Regions from separate parts of the Homo sapiens genome. Here region 2 is linked to region 1. A link is an interaction called in ENCODE POLR2A ChIA-PET data of the cell type or tissue named here. Cell type or tissue: PC-9. All regions are shown on one strand.

Evidence for each region. Peaks named below come from ENCODE experiments on the same cell type or tissue, not always from the same donor. Only the 100,000 strongest peaks of a DNase experiment are listed, where the experiment ranks them.
Region 2: POLR2A ChIA-PET joins it to region 1 with 5 read pairs; 4 of 35 experiments call an interaction of 5 or more read pairs at or near these places.

Annotation. Positions count from the first base shown.
Region 1 is chr1:207,026,229-207,028,728 of GRCh38, forward strand. C1orf116 (chromosome 1 open reading frame 116) reads right to left here. Exons shown (of 4, transcript NM_023938.6): 2 at 1,266-1,451. The coding sequence starts at 1,370. Among named protein-coding and RNA genes, the nearest start is that of C1orf116, 5.3 kb to the right of the region's middle. In PC-9, no CTCF peak of the experiment used is centred here; a DNase peak (open chromatin) is centred at 1,163; H3K4me3 peaks cover 1,222 bases; H3K27ac peaks cover 2,500 bases.
Region 2 is chr1:206,904,366-206,906,865 of GRCh38, forward strand. FCMR (Fc mu receptor) reads right to left here. Exons shown (of 8, transcript NM_005449.5): 8 at 1-782. The coding sequence ends at 654. Among named protein-coding and RNA genes, the nearest start is that of IL24, 8.2 kb to the left of the region's middle. RefSeq lists an enhancer at 353-1,552. In PC-9, no CTCF peak of the experiment used is centred here; a DNase peak (open chromatin) is centred at 1,126; H3K27ac peaks cover 629 bases.

The DNA.
Region 1 (2,500 bases):
TTCCTTTCGCATGTGGGCCTACATGTTAAAGCAAGCCCCAAATATAGCCCCTGGAAGCTCTGAAGCTGACGCCAAGAGTTTCTTGAAGAAAAATATCTTTATTGTCCTCTTCCTCCTAAAATAGCCTTGCCAAGGATAAGCTGACTCTGAGTTTCTCCTTCATGAATGATTCACTTTGAAAACCTTTAATCCCTGTCACATTCTGTGTCCAATGCTATGTGACTATTCACGTTGGCCTCAGCCTAAAAGACATAGAAAGACGTCTCCACAGCCCCATTATCTAGGGTCAAAATGAAATTTGTATGATTGTCTGCACTTTGGATTTGTGCATGTGTGTTTCTTTCTCTACTCTATTTTTACATATCAAAATCCACTGGTTGTCTTAAACATCTTGACATTCAGTAGACACCCTTAAATTTTCAAATACCTCTATAGGATACAATGCAAAAAAGCATAAATTCTCTATGATTCTTATGTATGTGACAAGCATGAACAACAAATGTTTGCGTCTGGATGCAGCACAGATTTACTCTTTCACACCAGCCTCACAACAACTGAGATTTAAATTCATGCCCAGAAAAATTACAGTTTATTAAATGCCACTCACAAGTAGCTAAACACAGTGACTTTGGAAGATTCTCAGTCTCTGCTCCTAGAAAGGCTGATTCTTTTCTATATAGAGGCATATGCTAGGTGCTTTACCTGTATCACATTTACTCCCCACAAATTGAATTGGGTATGAACACTAAGTATCCCATTTGAAAACTGAGGAGGCTAAAGCTTAGAGAAATTAAGTAATTTGCCCAAGGTCATACAGCTTATAAGTAGAGAACTTAAATCTGTTTGGTTCCAGAACCTAGGCTCCTAATTACCTATTTTCTTTGATCTTTGTAAGAGACTAAAGTAATGCTGCTCATTGCAGAGAACTTCAATAATCCATGTGCTACAAGAATCTATGTTCTGGTTTCCACCATGACCTCAGATTACAGGCCTACTCTCTCTGCTCAACCCAACCCCCAACCTAATGAAAATCGGCGGAAAAAGTCTCATTTGCCCAGTTGCTCTCTAAGGTCGTCCCATCCTATTCTCTATAGAGCCAGGGCTGACTCAGGCAGAAAGCACCCACTGGTGTTGTGAATCACTCCCCAACAATGAAAGAGAAGGTGCAGTGAGCCAGGATGGGTGGCAGGAAAGGATAGGGCAGGGCAGGGCAGGGCAGGTGTGCAGAGAGCAGACCAGGTTGCGGGAGGGAGAGTATTACGTACAGATCCAGAGCGGGTGGAGGTGCTGCTCATCATGCTGTCACAGCTGCCGACACGGGTCACGGGTTCTGAGCCAGTCCCCGCTGGCCACAGCTCCCTCTCGGGCATCACCCGAAACAAGGTGCAGGGATGGCAAAGGGGGCTTCTAGAGGGGAAGCGAGGGGAAGTGAACAATGTCCCAAGCCGGGCCTGAAAAGAGAAGAATCAAAGCCACACATGAGCCGAGGCTTCGGCAAGGCTCTGCCCAGGCCCTGGGCGGCATGGCGGGAAGGACACCAAGCAAGCAGAGAGCTGGAAGGGGGGCATGAACAGCCACTGCCCGACACCCCCGGCCTGCATGGAAGGACCCTGAAGCTGGCTTAAATACATGCAGAAGGACAGACTTAGTTGGTGGAGAGGCAGTCTAGTCAGAAAGAAGCTTCTACTACTTCTCTTACATTTTTCTCTGAACCAAGGAGCTTAATCTACATTTTCATTACTATAAGCAATAAATATTACAGGCGTCAATACCTTGGGTTCTGGAGTTAGTTGGGTCTGGGCTCAAATCCCAGTTTAGCCATTTACAGTTATGTGACTTGGGGCAAATTACTCTGAGTCTGTTTTTCCTCATTAAATAATGTTAGTATAAGGATTAAATGAGAGAACAGTTAGCACAGTTTAGTTGGTAGTAAATACCCTAAGACCTCATGAGTCAATAATTAACTATTATTGTTCTTGTAACAAGAAAAAGACAAGATCTATCTAGGATCAAACTAAATTGAAACAAGAGAAACAGGATCTCAGAAAAGAAGGGTTCTGGTTTGATGGGAGACTGTAGACTTGAGAGAAGAAACAGGTCCCTTAATAATACCTACCTCATGGGGTTATTGTGAGAACGTTTAAAACACTTTGCACAGAGCAAATTGTCACCTGCTATCACAGTCAATATCATCAACATCATCACAACCACCGCTACGATACCCATCTTTAACTCCCTAGCCTGGAGGCATGAACAGGGCACCTGCAGTGGTTGACACAAACCTATTTTCTTTCTAGTGAATCTCTTTCTTTCTAGTGCCTCTGTTGTTGCACACATTCCCAATGAGATTCCCTAGCCTATGTCAAATGAACAAGAGAAATGTCCCATGTAGCTTCCTCCCAACTCTAATTCCTTAGGGAAAAAAAGTTTCAATGTCATTGTAACAATAGTAGTAGCAAAGGAAGGCAGTGCCATCTTCCCTCTGAAAGTCCCAAGGATT
Region 2 (2,500 bases), 120 kb before region 1:
CAGAGTAAAGAGAATTTATGGATATATATGCATATCTTGCTAATAAGTTTGGTTTATCATCACATCAAGATAAATTGCCTTTAGCATAGAACTTGAGATAAGTAGACGTTCACTAGCAAGTGCTAACATTTGGATCAGGGCAAAGGCGTTTCCAGGAGTGTTTTTATACCAGACCCCTGCTTAGTCCATGGGGCTGAGGCATGTCACATAACTCAGAGCAAGAGCCTTCTATTTGTGTAAGACCCAACCCTGGGAAGGATGCCCGAGACAATAGCTATGCCTCTGCCCCAGCCTGATGCCATGTGATCTAGAGCCTGGGCAGCAACAACCCTGTGGTCAAAGACATGGAAGAAACACTCTGCAAATCCCACAGTCTGTTCGACGGCTTGGAAAGGAAGCAAGTGGCATTGGGACAATTGCTCTACATGCCTACAGCTTACCTGTCAACTACAGGGGGCTGCCAAGGTGTGCAAGACGACCTGGGGGCAGAGCCATGCTCAGGGCACAGATAGATGGGGATGGGAGTCGAGATGGGGCATGGGAAGTGATGAGGGCTCTGAGAACACATGAAGCAGGTATTGGACATCAGCAGATAGATGAGACTCCTTGGCACCACAGTCCGAGCCTGGGGTTGGGGGATAGCTGGGGAGTTGTCAGGCAGGAACATTGATGTAGTCATCTGAATCACTGTCCTCCATCATGGCGGCAGGCTGGTGGTAGAGGCTCACGTATTCACAGCTGGTCTTCAGAGATGGGGCATGGAGCCAGGGAGATTCAGACACCTGGGGACAATGAAAGAAGCATCACTGGATCTGGGTAGGGTGATTTTAATATCTCCCCAGGTGGATTTTCATAGTGGGCAATGGGGCATGGACATGGCTGCTGAGTTCCAGAAGGCAAAGACACAGAGATGGCTCAGCTCCATCAAGTGGAGTAGCCCTGGGGATTTTCAGGGTAGTGTCTCACCTGAGATAACTGGAAAACCTAATGTGGGCAGGAAATGCCTTAAATGGGGCTCAGAGTAAAATCATGTGGCTAAGCATGGGCCTGAAAGAGACCCAGCTGCCAGAGGAGTATCCCCTCGGGGATAAGATGCTGTGACTTATGGCATAAATATGCATCTTCTTAGGGAGTTATTCAGAAGTAGAGTGAGTCACCCTCAGCACCTCTGTAAGGGCTCAGAGATGCTGTGATGTGGCGTCGTGACAGTGCATTCCAGGAAGGGGGATGGATGGTGAAGGGGATAAGATGGCAGCCCACATGGAACACTGGTGCTCCTCTTCCCCAGACAGAAACTTCAGGATCATCCACCTTGAGGACAGTCAGTTCTCAAAAGACAGGACTGTGCCAGTGACCCCAACATGGCACAGTTACTATCTCATCCACTGAGGAAGGCCACAAGGGGGACAGTTATGTATTTAAACACAAGCTCTGAGAATTAGACGTCCAGCAGCCTGAATATAGTAGGCATTCAGGAAGTACTCATTGAAAGGAACTTTTATATATTTTGTACTTTACTAAAGAGGGAAGCAGCAGCAGCTTGCTTTGAAAACATGTTTTCCATCAGTCAAGGAAGTAAGAAGCCACAAAACAGAAAAGAAAAAAAGAGAGAAGGTTGAAAAGAAAAGTAACAGTGAGAGCAAAGAAAACTAAGCAACAAAATTACATGGTCCTGGTATAAATGTCAGTGAGGATGAAACTCAGTCAAGTAATCAGTGAAAGACAGCTAATAAGCACATGTTGGTAGCACTCCACTTAGATGATATAAGACCAGTCAAGAAAGACCTGGATCCCAGAACAGCTCAAGATGTCAACCCGAAGCAAATTAACCAGCACATAACAATAGGAGAAACGATACACAAAGTTGGAGGTGACACAGAGAAATGAGAGATGATCAAGATAAAATTTCCAGGGTGGGAAGGAAGGTGGTAATACCTGAGCTTCCTTTAGAGGCCAAAGAAGAGACTGAGGACGGGAAGAAGATGAGGCTGAGGATGGGGAAGAGGATGAGGCAGAGGAAATCCTCGATGTATGACATGATTTTGTTTTTGTTAAATTAAACGAACTTTGAAAAAAGTGAGCAAGTCCTTTGTTAGTTTTTCACACTATCTTCTATTATGTTTTAATTAACTTTCTTTGTCTGAAATAGAGATGGTTTTAGATTTGCTAAAAAACAAAAATTTGTCTTTCACTGCCTGTTATAGTTCATCATTTGAGATTAACTTATTTGGCTTAAGAAATGGAAATGCTCCCCATGGAAGCTATAATAATGAGTCATTAAGCATAGGCACCTTTTTGTAAATTTGTTCCATCAAGATTTTTGCCCCTAATAGTGGGAATGAGAGTTTCAAGTAGAGAGGCAGGGTCAGCTTGGAACAAGGTGCAGGCCCAGGTGAGGGTCTGTGTGGTCACAGGGCAGTTTTAGAGAAAAGGGCTGCTGGAAAGACGGAGTAGACAGACAGTGTGGCGCCTGTTGTCCCTCCTGGTTGCTGCACCATCC